3 separate regions of the Homo sapiens genome follow, and regions 1 and 2 are each linked to region 3. A link is a contact called in ENCODE Hi-C or POLR2A ChIA-PET data. All regions are on one chromosome and are shown on one strand. The core of a region is the stretch at or near the end of the contact, and the rest is flanking DNA. Distances in the headings are between cores, read along the strand shown.

Region 1 (4,625 bases), core at 1,336-3,835, 200 kb before region 3:
AGGGAACCTGTCACTGTAGACTGTGCACCTAGACTGCTCACGTGGACTGCCTGATTTAAAATTGGTCCCACGTTGCCAAAGGAGGAATGTCAGTTGTTCCATTAATTGAAATGACATGACATAAAATATCAGTGATGCATGGCCAAAAGGCTCCCAGAAAACAAGGAAACATTGATGAGAGATAGGCCAGGGATTTCAAAGTTTCAAGAGACAGTATCCTCCACTGGGTTTCTGTAAATCAGTCAGCGCTTAGTCATCAAGAAAAGTAACAACAACTTCAGGACCAGAGACACTGATTTTCTCCGTGAAAGCCAATCCAGTGGCAATGCGAAGACATTACAGGACAAAGGACAAGCCTAATGGCAGAGAAGCAACACAAGCCCCAGAAGAGAGATCTCACAGCAAAATGAAAAATTCAAGAAATTCTGAAATTCTTTGAACTTATTTTCTTTTGTCATAGTTTTTTTTTCATTTATATCTGTGTTTAACAGTTTTTAAAGCTTTCTTTTCCCAAACCTTCACTCAAAATGCATACCCAGGAAGATTTGTCACATTCAATTTGGAGTTTCCATAGAATACCTGAAAATTATACAGAATTGAAAACAAAAGATGAATTATCAGATTCAGAGTACAACAGGTCTTAACCAGGGTAAATGAAAATGTTTCCACACTGATGCAACAAAAATAAACCATACATACTGTTTTAGGGTAAAGATTCTGACAGAGTATTAGAATATCATATCTTTCTGCATGAAGGGAGAAGAAATGAATTCCAAGATTCCACTGGCTAACAAACCAAAGAAAAACTATTTAGCATATCTTCCAAAATTATCGACATTAATATGTATATTGTTATCTATAACAACCAATTTATATAAACACAATTGACAAGCTTGATCTAACAGATATACATGAAACTCTGCATGGAATAATCAGAGAATAAAATTGATTAGGTCACAGAACAAGTCCCAATAAATGTCTAACAACTGTATTTTCACCACCAGGCCATAAAGTTTGAAATCTAGTTTTTCAATGATAACTTTCTTTTAAAAAAATTATACATACTTAGAAACTTAAAAACACGTGTATAGATAATGTATGGCTCAAAGAAAGAATCATAAGGAAAAATCAGAAAATACCAGAAACTGAACTACAAATGTCCCAGAGCTCTACCTCACCTGCATTCCTGTCTCCTCTTTGAGAAGAATCTTGTATTAGTCATTTACCCCTCAACATGAATCTCAGGCAATGAGCTCTCTGCCTTGGGGAAATTTCCACTTAAAGTACATCAGTGTCATAAGGGCCTAGACAATGAGCCAGTCTTGTGGGTTCAAATTTTGTTTCTGCTCTTTACTAACTATGTGACCACAGATAAGTGACTTGTCCTCTTTGTGCCTCGGTTGCCTCATCCATAAAGTAGAAATAACAATAGCTATATCAAAAACTGTAATGATGATTGAATATATCTAGCAGTGTGTGTGTGGTGTGTTTATACTGTTAGAATAGTGCCTGACAGGCTGGGCACGGTGGCTCACACCTGTAATCCCAGCACTTTGGGAGGCTGAGGAAGACAGATCACGAGGTCAGGATATCGAGATCATCCTGGCTAACATGGTGAAACCCCGTCTCTACTAAAAATACAAAAAAAGTAGCCAGGCGTGGTGGTGGGCGCCTGTAGTCCCAGCTACTCGGGAGGCTGAGGCAGGAGAATGGCGTGAACCCGGGAGGCGGAGTTTGCAGTGAGCCGAGATCGCACCACTGCACTCCAGCCTGGGAAACAGCGAGACTCTGTCTCAAAAAAAAAAAAAAAAAAAAAAAAAAAGAATAGTGCCTGACATGAAGTGAGCACACAACAAAGTGAAATGTTTTTGCTCTATTCATTACTAGCAGAATATCAGTAAACAGGTAGAGATGGTATTTAGGGAACAGGGACTTTGCAAAAGCCCCAAAATCCTGTTTTCAGGCAGCTTTCTCTCTACCTATCATTGAATCCAAACCTACATTTTAGTTCAACCAAATTAAAAATTGTCACTTTTCTCGCCATCTCATACTACCACGGTCTTTGTCTAGGACTTAGCAATGTTTCCTTGAATGATTAGCAGTTCTTCCACTCTGGAATTTTCATCTGCAAGCCCTCCTCAAGTCAGGGCCAGAGGAGACCAATAAAATTGGGGAATTCTAGGATCATCCCATTCAACAAACTCCCTCCACAATATACTGATGTAGCATAAAAGATTAATCCCATTAGAGAATAAAGAATTATGTTTCATTCAAATAAAATTTAAAATTGAGTTGGACAAAACTACCTTGGTAATACACATGGTATTTGTTTGTAGTAACCATCCTTTCAATTAAGAGCAAAACATCTCCTAAGTGAGAAGGAGTTCAGATTGTTGCCTTTGCTTTGCCAAGCCTGCAAGAAGAAAATCTGCAGCATCTGGAGAGGTGAAATTTGCTCTTTATTCTCTTTACATGGGCCATGAAGGGCTAGACCTCTCATTTTAAAGGTGGTGGAGCTTTCTCTCTTCTCCCTGCAGGTGTCATGTTGTAGTGGACACTTCCATCATCTATGTTTAGTGATTACTCACTGCTTCCCATGTGTGGGAGGAAGAATGACTCATCAGGTTGTTTAGAAAGAATCCAGGACAAAGGGACAGGTTCTGTGCCTTTCCATCTGCCTTCCAGAGACAGCCTGATATTCCTTCTCAATCTCTCTTTCTCTCTCTCTCTCTCTTTCTGTTTCTTTCTCTCTCTCATTTTCCCTCCCTCCCTCCTAGCTTCCAACTTCACTGCCTATAAACATGTGAGGAAATCAGGCTGCCCCTGCTCCATTTGTCTGGTTGTCTTCAATTTGGGGCGAAAATCAGGGAAGGGACCTTTTTTAATATAGCCAGGGACCCTGCCTTTCACAGTAAAAAGCAACTTGATGGGCCATTATAAGGGCTCCTGTGAGGCTTTCAGTTCTTTGTGAGAATAAATTACTACCAAGAACTGTGAAGGAAAAGGGGTGAGTCTACACTTCTAATATATTCATACTTACCCCTAATTTAGAATTAGGAATATTAAGCAGTTTTTACTAACTGGGATTTTTTTCTAATATATAATTATTTAACTTGTAATGTTGAAAAGATGAGTAATAAATAGCTTCACTATAATAGCCTTTCCTGGGATGGTCTCTTTTTGAACTCAAGATATCATTTGAATTATGTTCCTTGAATCTAGTAATTTCAGACCATTTACTATAACATAATTGAAAGAAACATTGTCATGAATCTGGCCTAACTAGATATTGACATTTCTTAAGGAAATGCCAAAAAAAAGAAAAAAAAAACTGTACATGAAACAAACAAACAAACAAAAAAAAAACCATAAGTGAAACAATGGGTAAATACACCAATGATAGGAAACCTGGGCACCCAGTGAAGGTAAGATGCGAATCACTAGAGTTTTAAACAAAACTTATTCATGCCTCAGGTCCTCCTCAAAAATAATAGATTAAAAAGAAATTATGCAGTTGAATAAGAGCTTTATGGGAATGTCCTCTAATGGAACAATTTTTTTTTCAGAGTAATTGCAAAGAAAGCAATTTGGTGGTTTTTACTGAATAGCACAGAATAATTTAAGGACGCAAGAGCACGTGCCCTCCATAAGGGATGACCCTCTTACTGGGAGGGCTGCCTTAGCATTGCAGTCATGGCCAGGTGCATTCCAGATGCCCACTACGGCTTTGATTAATTACTTTCCTTGTATTCTATCTTATTAGGTACATGCAGTGAGAAATGAAGGATAATTTGATCAGAAAATAGCTTCTGTTGAATCAAAGGCTTAAAAAATAGTATTGAAATGTGGTGAATAACAAGAAAAAGGGGCCGGGCATGGTGGCTCACTCCTGTAATCCTAGCACTTTGGGAGGCTGAGGCAGGTGGATTACCTGAGGTCAGGAGTTCAAGACCTGCCTGGCCAACATGGTGAAACCCCATCTCTACTAAACATACAAAAATTAACCAGGAGTGGTGGCACATGCCTGCAATCCCAGCTACTCGGGAGGCTGAGGAAGGAGAATGGCTTGAACCCAGAAGACGGAGGTTGCAGTGAGCAGAGATCGTGCCACTGCACTCCAGCCTAGGGCGACAGAGTAAGACTCCATCTCAAAAACAAAAAGGATAAAAATGGTTGTAATGAGTATCTCAACAGCTGTTTTTACAACATGGGATCACCTAAAAACTTGTGTGCTTCACCCCAATTCTTAAGATAAGAGTTCAACCCACATTCAATTCTTCTTTAACTGCCTGATCTGTACAGCCCTCTGTGAAAAGGAAATGAGAACTTTAGAAAAGCAAACAGATGTTTAATAACTTCATGTAGTCCCTGCTAGTTAGACTAGTTAGAGAAAGTAGTTTTGTATAAGCAACTGTCACCATTGGAAGGGGACAGTTTATGGTGTTTTATATAGACTCGAAAAATGTGGAGGATACTTAACGCTTAGATTGGCTTGAAGAGCAGTAAACAGTAGGAATCCACATGGAAATTAATTAGGGTGTAACTCTCTACATGTAGCTGTCCCATATCCTCTTTTGCCCTCACTGACCTCCTGCTCTTTGGCTTCCAGCCACAACACAACTCTT
Region 2 (5,061 bases), core at 527-3,026, 170 kb after region 3:
CCTTGATAGCATCGTTCCCAAAGGAGCAGTGAGCAGAAGGCAGAGCCAGCAGAGCTGGCCAAGACATCAGATGCAGAAGGACAGTGAAGGAGAAGATGCTCCCAAAAGGCACCTAGCTCTTGGGCCTGAAAGTTATAAGGCAATAAACTGTGCCTCTCCATCAGCATGTGTCCCTGTCTAACTTCTTTTTTTTTTTCTTTCTGTTTTTTGTTTTTTTTTTTTTTTGAGACAGAGTTTTGCTCTTTATGCCCAGGCTGGAGTGTGATGGTGAGATCTCTTCTCACTGCAACCTCCGCCTCCCGGGTTCAAGCGATTCTCCTGCCTCAGCCCCGCTAGTAGCTGGGATTACAGGCACCCACCACCATGCCCAGCTAATTTTTGTATTTTTAGTAGAGATGGGGTTTCACCATGTTGGTCAGGCTGGTCTTGAACTCCTGACCTCAGGTGATCTGCCCACCTCGATCTCCCAAAGTGCTGGGATTACAGGCATGAGCCACCGTGCCCAGCCTCCTGCTTAACTTCCTGCAAGCTCACAACACTGAACTGTTGTGGCACACACAAGAATGTTCCTGCATTCTAGACACACATCAAGATTCGTGAAAAGCAACTCTGTGATTTCCCACCTCCCTGCACCTCCCTGAACTTCCCTCTACCACCTTCTCTAAAAAAAATTTAAAAAAATAAAGATTCATGAAAAGCTTGTGGTCTGTTGAGAACGAGGTGCCACATCCTGATGGCAGGGATGACAGGCGCTTCTGCCTTCATTTTACACTTAAGGAAGCAGAAGCAAGGAGAGATACGATCTGAAAATCACACAAACCAACAGCAGCACTGCATCAGACTGACTTCATTTAGTTGTTTGACCAACTTTCTCTCTTATCAAGATGGTGAAAGTTCATCTTTAAAACATTATCAAAGTAAACAATTCAAAGCAAAGCAGCCTTATGTGGTAAGTAAGTAAAACTTTTTTAAAGGCTTTTTAGAAATCCACACTTTATCCTCCAAAGCAGTAATTCCTAAACAATAAGGAAACAAGAAGCAGTAAATTACTTTTTCCCCCCAAATAAATCAGAGTATGGAAAAGTTCAGGTCTAACTTCAAAGCTCACTTGGTTCAAAGAAATACTGACCTCTGTGCTAAATACGAGTGGTGATTCCAACAAAGTCTCTCACTACCTCCAGCTCTAGATTTAGCCCAATCTAGCTACAGCGTGCGATATTGTATGTAAGTGCCTGTGGTGAAACAATTTAAAAAACAATGTGCTCAATTCTTTACTCCTCCCTGCATCCACGCTCCTTACAATCAGCCATTTTGCAGCTCTTTCCATCAAGAGATGGAATATATTTCTCTGAGCCTTGTTTTTGTTTTGAGACGGAGTCCGGTTCTGTCACCCAGGCTGGAGTGCAATGGCTTGATCTCGGCTCACTGCAACCTCCGCCTACCGGGTTCAGGCGATTCTCTTGCCTCAGCCTCCTGAGTAGCTGGGATTACAGGCATGCGCCACCACGCCAGGCTAAGTTTGTGTATTTTTAGTAGAGACGGGGTTTCACCATGTTGACCATACTGGTCTCGAATTCCTGACCTCACGTGATCCGCCCTCCTTGGCCTCCCAGGCATGAACTGCCGTGCCTTGCCTATTTCTCTGAGCCTTGAATATGGGTTGGCTAGTGACGCTATGTTTAAAAAAATGTGGCTGAATGGGGTGCTAGTACTGGGTCCTGAGGCCTGGTTTGCTCTCACTCTGTGTCTTGGAAGACTGCCACGTCACATGAACCACAGGGGCCAGCCTACCAGAGGACAAATGACGACATGGGAGAGAGCTCAACTGTCCTAGCTGAAGCCATCCTCGGCCCGCCTGTAGCAAGCTCACTCCCAGGCATGAGAAAGAGTCCAGCTAAGCTCAGCAGAGCTGGCCCACGGCTGGCCACAAGCATGAGTGAGCCTGGCTGAGGCCAGAAGCACTGCCTAGGTGACCTGTAGGCTCATGAACAATGACAAATCCCTGCTGTTTTAAGCCACTGAGTTTTGAGGTAGTTTGTTATGTAGCACGAGCTAACTGACACCATGCTTTCTGTTCCAAATAAATAATATACCTTTAAGAACCATAGGAATCTGAGGTTAAAATTAAAAATAAAAAGCATTTGGCATTTATTGAATGCCAAGGATTTTAAAGTAGATAGTACGAATAACTCCATTTCAACTCTTAATTGAAATACAGGATTCCCATTTTGCAAAAGTGCTAATTTGAATCCTTAAAAATGGAAGCAGTCACTGAAGTACAAAATAAAGTTATTACTCTTAAATATCATATAGTAATGTTTGTTATCCTGTCTACCAAGGATAAAACTTCTGTATGCTTTACCTTCCTATAGTAGATATATGAAAAGTGGAGTTATAACCACAGTTATGATTAAGAATAAAGTGTTTATTCCAGGGAGATTAATCTTTGATCTGCTGAAAGATATGCCTGATGATCATAATAAGTAGAAGGATTCCTTTTTATTTCTACTGTTAAACTCTATCAAAGAGCCAATTAAAAATAAGGTTAAAATACACTTAAGGGAATCACTAAGTCTTGAAAGCCTCATCTATTTAAGCCACAATACAGTAGGAGCAAAGATAGATTCAAGGTACAATTTTTTCCTCTGAAAAGCACTGGCTCACAAACCAGGAGGCATCTTGCAGGAGTCATTAATATTTTTCTTTCTTTTTTTTTTTTTTTTTTGAGACAGAGTCTTGCTCTGTTGCACAGGTTGGAGGCAGTGGCGTGATCTCAGCTCACTGCAGCCTCTGCCTCCCGGGTTCAAGCAATTCTCTTGCCTCAGCTTCCCAAGTAGCTGGGACTACAGGCATGCACTACCACACCCAGCTAATTTTTGTATTTTTAGTACAGACAGGGTTTCGCCATGTTGGCCAGGCTGGTCTTGAACTCCTGGCCTCAAGTGGTCCACCTACCTCGGCCTCCCAAAGTGCTGGGATTACAGGCGTGAGCCACTGCACCTGGCCTAATTGGTCTAATTTTTTTTTTTTCCCCATACCAGAAAGGGCACTGGAAATATTTTTAAACCTGTAATTCCATAAGGGTATACATTTGGGTTCAATACATATTTTCTAGTATGTATTACCAGTATGAGTACCTTTTTTTTTTTTTTTTTTTTTTTGAGACGAAGTCTCGCTCTGTCACCCAGGCTGGAGTGCAGTGGTGCAATCTCGGCTCACTGCAAGCTCCACCTCCTGGGTTCACGCCATTCTCCTGCCTCAGCCTCCCGAGCAGCTGGGACTACAGGTGCCTGCCACCACGCCTGGCTAATTTTTTGTATTTTTAGTAGAGACAGGGTTTCACCGTGTTAGCCAGGATGGTCTCGATCTCCTGACATTGTGATTCGCCCACCTCGGCCTCCCAAAGTGCTGGGATTACAGGCATGAGCCATGGCGCCGGGTCGATTACCTTGAAATTGATGTCCAGACTTTAATAAGCAGACTCAACTAGCACATAATTATTTCTACAAAATCACACCAAGTTCTACCTGGCCTGAAACAGCAATATCTCTGAAACTGAATATCTTTTTTAAACTTTCTCAAAAACACACCCTAATCACTCCAAAAACAGCTAAATTAAAGCAATTTAACCATCCTTAAATTCTAAACTGATAAAAAGAGATCATTCAATTAATCATTTTAAAAGGGCATACTATATGTTACAAATTAAGTCCAAGGTCCTGATTTCTTTTAAACTCTGGGCAAACAGTAATTCTGAGAAAATCTGATTTTCTGGTCATTCTTAGGGATGCTGATACTATTTCAAATCTTGGTAAATCTGTGAACATTTCTGTCACCTATAGCAAAGGATATTTTTTCCTAGTCTGACAGTACCTCCAGGGGATACAGGAAAAAAAAAAAGTGTACTTCTGGCATGCTAGATGGTTTCTATAACATTAAGACGTTTGCCTGAAAGGGGGAACGAACAACATAGCTATCATTGCCATCTGTTTTTATCGAATAAATAGCAATTTCCTTCCAACGAGTCTCTGGAATTCTGCCCTGTTCATTCTTGCTGCAAAAAGAAGTCTTTCTCCTTTGGTAACAGGGAGAGAAAATGTTAGATTGTTATTGAATTTATTCTCTAAATTAAAAGGCAGAGAAACCAGCCTCATTTTGTAGAGGAGAATTAGATTGGCTGAGAAAAACAGAAATTTCCATCCCCTCCCACAGGACAGCTTCAAGGGTCTGTGACCAAGAATTAGACTGCTGATGTCACCACAGGCAGATTTTATCCAGGGAAGAAGCCACTGGGTGGCCCCAGCATTTGCACCCCCTTTAAACAAATATCACCCTTCCAGAAGCCAGATTGGCTGAAAACCTGCAGATTTTTTTTTTTTTTTTTTACTCCAAACCATTCTTGCTGTAATCTTTTCACTGTTAGCATAAAAATAATTTTTTGTGATCCTTGTGCCATCAAGAAGCCTAGAAACCACTCTAATCACTGAAGAGCAGGAATAATCTAGACAGGCTGGAGTCCATGGAGGATCTAGGCAACACTTTCTTACATTACAAAGTCTGGCCAGGCACAGTGGCTCAGACCTGTAATCCCAGTACTCTGGGAGGCTGAGGTGGGAGGATCACTTGAGCCTAGGGGCTTGAGACCAGCCTGGCAACATACCAATACCCTGTCTCTACAAAAAATAAAAATAAATTAGCTGGGCATGGTGGCACACGTCTGTTATCCCAGCTACTTGGCAGACTGAGGCTGGAGGATCACTTGAGCCCACGAGTTCAAGACCAGCCTGGGCAACATAGTGAGACCCCCCCCCATCTCTACAAAAAAAAATCAAAAATTAGCAAGGAGTGGTGGTACATGTCTGTGGTCTCAAACTCAGGAGGCTGAGGTGGAAGGATCGTTTGAGCCCAGGAGGTGGAGGCTACAGTGAGCTCTGATTGTGCCACTGCACACCAGCCTGGGAGACAGAGTGAGACCCTGCCTCAAAAAAAAAAAAAAAAAAAAGTCTCGAACCCTATCCATGGCCTAGAAGTCTTAAAACACAAATTAAAGGAATCACAAAG
Region 3 (4,794 bases), core at 852-3,351:
GCTTGAACCGGGAGGCGGAGGTTGAAGTGAGCCAAGATTGCACCACTGCACTCCAGCCTGGGTGACAGAGTGAGACTCCGTCTCAAAAACAAAAAAAAAAAAGAGAGAGAGAGAGAGATTGAAATGCTAAAGCAAAGTTGCCAAGATATCACTGTTGACTTAAGATAAACACGTTTGCTAAAATGATCAGGAGGACCACATCCAGGTACGTGTATTAGAGAATTCTGAATTACGTCTGTATAACATATGTATCGTTACCTATATTGTGCAGAGCATCTTTATTATACATATTGTCAAGACAAAAAAGATAAACAGACCAAAATTCTTAAGAATTTCTTTACTTCTCTACAAGGTTCACAGGAAAAAATGTATAGTTTCTGCCATATGTTTTCAAAGGCTTCCTCCCAAAGTATACAAATTATGTTTCTTTTTAACTTTTAAGTTCAGAGATACATGTGCAGGTTTGTTATAGAGGTAAACGTGTATCATGGGGATTTGTTATACAGATGATTTCATCATCCAGGTATTAAGCCTAGGACCCATGAGTCATTTTTCCTGATCCTCTCCCTCCTCCCACCCTCCACCCTCTGAAAGGCTCCAGTGTGTGTTGTTCCCTTCTATGTGTCCGTGTGTTCTCATCATTTAGCTCCCACTTTTAAGTGAGAACATGTGGCATTTGGTTTTCTGTCCCTGCACTAGTTTGCTCAGAATGATGGCCTCCAGCTCCATCCACGTCCCTGCAAAGGACATGATCTCATTCTTTTCATACTGTCCATCAGTTACTAAGTTTGCTAACATGCCCCAAAGCCATAATATTTTTTTTCAGCATTTAAAAAAAAATGTTTGAACAGACTCACAATTACAGGTAGAGTTCAAAGTTAACAGTGATGTTCCAGGTTCTATACCATGCAAGACAGATGGGCTTTCTCTTGCACACTCTCCTACTTTAAACATATATATTTGTGTCACACCAGGGCCCCAAGTTGAATCAATAAGAAAGCTCGAGAGGACAAAAAATCACCTGCCTCTTTCGTTTGAGTCACGATCTGCTCATTTAGCAATCCAAGTTCAACTTGTTCTTAAGCTTAAACTCCAGGGTATATGATTCATGTGAACCTGCCAGGAAATACGCTGACTGACATGGGCTGAAGATACCAAGGCTACTGGCCGAGCAAGATTGCTCAGGAGATACTAGGGCTAGAAATCTGCCCTTACCTTCAAAAGAGGTTTTCTAACTGGTTTTCACCAACTCTATCTAGAATTCCAGAGTTCTGCCAGAAAACATTTGTATTCAGTCATCCACATTTACTCAACAAAGCTCTCACCTCCTAAGTGGGCATTGGCCAAGACAGCCCCATACCCATCTACCCCTCTACAGATGCTGCCCGTGGGGTCTTTTAACTTAGCAGAGGGATCATACAGGCCATTGGGCCATGCTGGTTTTATGGAATCTAGAGTTTACACCATTTACATGGGAATACAAAGTTACAAATACAAAATCAGGTATAAAGTGTACTTAGAATGAGAAAAGAAACGACCACAGATTGTGAATTTTGAAGATGACAAATATCACAAAATAAAAAATGGTTGCATGTTATTTTCACGAATTAATTGCTTGACACTCCTCTATCATATATTATATTGTATGGCTACGTACTTTTTGCAGTTAAAATATCTTATTTTTGCAAAGTGGACAAAAACCCATGACCAGATGAGAGCATTGCTAGGCCCTGCCTGTAGCCTCGGGAGGGGCCTGGAGTTGACACTTTCCTGTCTTTGTGGTTCAGTGGCCTCTAGTCATTGGCACTGCTCACATCACCAGATGACTCAGTCTGCTAAACACCACACTGGCTGCCCTGTCTGAGCCGAGCCAGGCTGGTTACTCAAGCTATGTAAACCAATAAGGTAAAAGTTGGCATTTTCTTGAGCTTGCCACTTTAAAGGTTTGGGGCAGACTTTTAGAGCTGGCAGAACCTTAGTTGCTCTTACCTTCTCAAGACAGGAGCTGGAGTCTGTATCTTGGGTCCTCTTCTGGATACATCTAGCTCTGCTGTGTTTCTTATGCATATAGCACAGTGTATGTTATGACTTCCTACTGCATTGTGGTTTGGCCTAGCTGTTAACATGGTTTACGCTTTTAAGGGTGACAGTGTTAGGGTGCACCTAGCAGTTTCGCCTGCATCCACACGAGGGCACATAGAATCCTATTGCTCATGAGATACAATCTGACCCTCCCCTTCTTTTTTTTGAGACAGGGTCTCACTCTGTCACCCAGGCTGAAGTGCAGTGGTGCGATTACCGCTCACTGCAGCCTTGACCTCTCGGGCTCAAGTGATCCTTTCACCTTAGCCTTCCGAGTAGCTGGAATTACAGGTGTACACCACCATGCCTGGCTAATTTTATTACTTTTTGTAGAGACAAGGTTCTCACTATGTTGCCTAGGCTGGTCTCAAAACTCCTGGGCTCAAGCGGTCCTTCCGCATCAGCCTTCTGAGTAGCTGGGATTACAGGTGCACACCACCACACCTGGCTAATTTTATCATTTTTCTGTAGAGACAAGGTTCTCACTATGTTGCCTAGGCTGATCTCAAACTCTTGACTTAAGCAGTCTTCCTGCCTGGGACTCCCAAAGTGCTGGGAATACAGGCATGAGCCATCGCATCTGGCCTTGAGCCTCCCTTCTTGGCAGGCTGTTAGTTGGGGTAAAATATCTACTGTTTGTCGCTCCTACCTATTGCAAGTCCTGTGGTTAATGACCACTATCGCCTTTGAGAGTTTCATTTTCTTTTCTTTTTTGAGACAGAGTCTCACTCTGCCGCCCAGGCTAGAGTGCAGTGGCATGATCTCGGCTCACTGCAACCTCCGCCCCCTGGGTTCAAGCGATTCTCCTGCCTCAGCCTCCTGAGTAGCTGGGATTACAGGAGCCCACCACTGCACCTGGCTAATTTTTGTATTTTTAGTAGAGACGGAGTTTCACCATCTTGGCCAGGCTGGTCTTGAACACCTGACCTCGTGATCCACCTGCCTCGGCCCAAAGTGCTGGGATTATAGGCATGAGCCATTGTGCCCAGCAATTTTTTTTTTTTTTTTTTTTTTGAGATGGAGTCTTGCTCTGTCACCCAGGCTGGAGTGCAGTGGTGGAATCTCGGCTCACTGCAATCTCTGCCTTCTGGGTTCAAGCAAATCTCCTGCCTCAGCCTCCCAAGTAGCTGGGGTTACAGATGTGTACCACCACACCTGGCTAATTTTTGTATTTTTAGTAGGGATGGGATTTTGCCATGTTGGCTAGGCTGGCCTCGAACTCGTGGCCTCAAGTGATCCGCCCACCTCGGCCTCCCAAAGTGTTGGGCTTACAGACGTGAGCCACCACGCCCAGACAGAGGGTTTAATTTTCCTTCTAATAACTTTGTGCCATTGTCCACATTGTTGTTACCCCCAAATAAGTATTCCCAACCAAGTAAACAGTTCCTTTCTTTTCCTCTTATCAACATCTAGCCACCACACGCTCAGAATAAGCTTTGAGCATTTGGAGATTTGAGGCTATGTCTTCTTACTAAATCCGCAGGCAGGTGTAGCTTTTTAAAAGTTATTATTCTAAGAAACTGTTATTAAGTAGGAGCTAGAGAAAAGTCTTAGGGGCTACTGAAGATTGACAGCTGTTCTCACAGCTAAAGCAATGTCACAAAGGCCTCCCTTAACCTTCAGTAACTACAAATATATGATTGGGTCCAAAGGACAGGAAAAAAAAAAAAGCAGTAATTATTTTCCTTTATGCAAGTATACTACTGGCTCCTATCCAGTTGAAACCTCTTAAGCAGGCAAGATATGCAAAGTCAATTCTTCAACAAGCTCCCCAGAATATTTACTGACTTCACTGAATACCAGAGCCCAAGAGAACACTAATAACACTCTCTGTATTTGGCAAGTGTTGTTAGCGCAACAGAAGAGACTGAGAGGGTGGCCATGACATTGCCTGCTCACCATAGGGACACCAGGGCTAAATGCAAGGTCCCCTGAGACCTACCCATCAAGCCCCTCCACTCATTCACCAATTAGCATTTAATTGTGAAAGAGCTCACTCTTGAAACACTTACTTCCTAGATTTAAATGGAACCAGCAACACCAGATTTATGACAACCTTTTTAAAACATTTCCTAATTTGAGAGGATTTCAAATTAACCCAGGTGTGTCTTGGCCCCCAATTCAGCTTTAATTACTGAAGTGCCAAAGACTCCGTTAAAAACTCTGTTTCTCCTGTAAGGAGACTCCACAGTCAGGACCCTGAGGTCCTGAAGTTAAAAAAAAACCTCCACCCCCTCCACCTGCCCCCAACTCCCAGAGTATTTTATGAAACACTGTTTTGTGAAATTTCCAAACCACTGATTTCTCAAATACCTTGTAAAGTTTTCCTCCCTGTGGCATTTGGAGACAGCCAAATCAACATCAGAGAGTTTAGATGCACTTTTTGAGGTCAGACACCTCTGGTAATGAATGCATTGGCCTTCTAATAGGCACACGCAGCTGCTTACGGCACCCACTCAAATAGATGTTTTCCTCCACATCCATTCACCAGAGGACTGATGCTCTGGCTGGGCAGGAGCAAGTAATCAGCCTAAAGATGCACCAAAACAGTTGCTGGGAATTCACACCTAATGGTGTTTTGTTAATTTAATCACCCTCTTCCAAATAGCAGGAAAAAAGTAGCTTTAATGCCAGTTTTACTTATTTATTTATTTATTTATTTTGAGATGGAGTCTCGCTCTGTCACCCAGGTGGTGCTGTGGTGCTATCTCA

The links. A loop is a pair of places that touch in the nucleus more often than their neighbours do. ChIA-PET counts read pairs that join two places held with the same protein, here RNA polymerase II (POLR2A). Pooled maps may share reads with other maps.
Region 1: a loop to region 3 is called in a map of PC-9, with 5 times the contacts of the local background. The contact joins two enhancer-like sites. A Hi-C loop is called at or near these places in 1 of 168 maps with a recorded cell type or tissue (PC-9). POLR2A ChIA-PET finds 5 or more read pairs at or near these places in 1 of 52 experiments (BJ).
Region 2: a loop to region 3 is called in a map of lower leg skin, with 11 times the contacts of the local background. The contact joins two enhancer-like sites. A Hi-C loop is called at or near these places in 1 of 168 maps with a recorded cell type or tissue (lower leg skin) and 3 of 50 pooled maps. POLR2A ChIA-PET finds 5 or more read pairs at or near these places in 2 of 52 experiments (GM10248 and activated T-cell).

What each region holds. Positions count from the first base shown.
Region 1 is chr2:223,561,031-223,565,655 of GRCh38, forward strand. No RefSeq gene overlaps it. Among named protein-coding and RNA genes, the nearest start is that of SCG2, 39 kb to the right of the region's middle. RefSeq lists an enhancer at 2,501-2,795. Within about 2 kb of position 2,586, at least 4 of the 41 ENCODE cell types and tissues checked have a DNase peak (open chromatin) inside an H3K27ac peak, as active enhancers do; they include PC-9, where a contact is called at or near this core.
Region 2 is chr2:223,928,980-223,934,040 of GRCh38, forward strand. The region is part of intron 1 of WDFY1 (WD repeat and FYVE domain containing 1); the gene reads right to left. Among named protein-coding and RNA genes, the nearest start is that of WDFY1, 14 kb to the right of the region's middle. Within about 2 kb of position 1,777, at least 18 of the 41 ENCODE cell types and tissues checked have a DNase peak (open chromatin) inside an H3K27ac peak, as active enhancers do.
Region 3 is chr2:223,759,195-223,763,988 of GRCh38, forward strand. All of the region lies in intron 4 of AP1S3 (adaptor related protein complex 1 subunit sigma 3), which reads right to left. Among named protein-coding and RNA genes, the nearest start is that of AP1S3, 76 kb to the right of the region's middle. RefSeq lists a silencer at 1,718-2,012 and an enhancer at 2,535-2,904. Within about 2 kb of position 2,102, at least 16 of the 41 ENCODE cell types and tissues checked have a DNase peak (open chromatin) inside an H3K27ac peak, as active enhancers do; they include PC-9, where a contact is called at or near this core.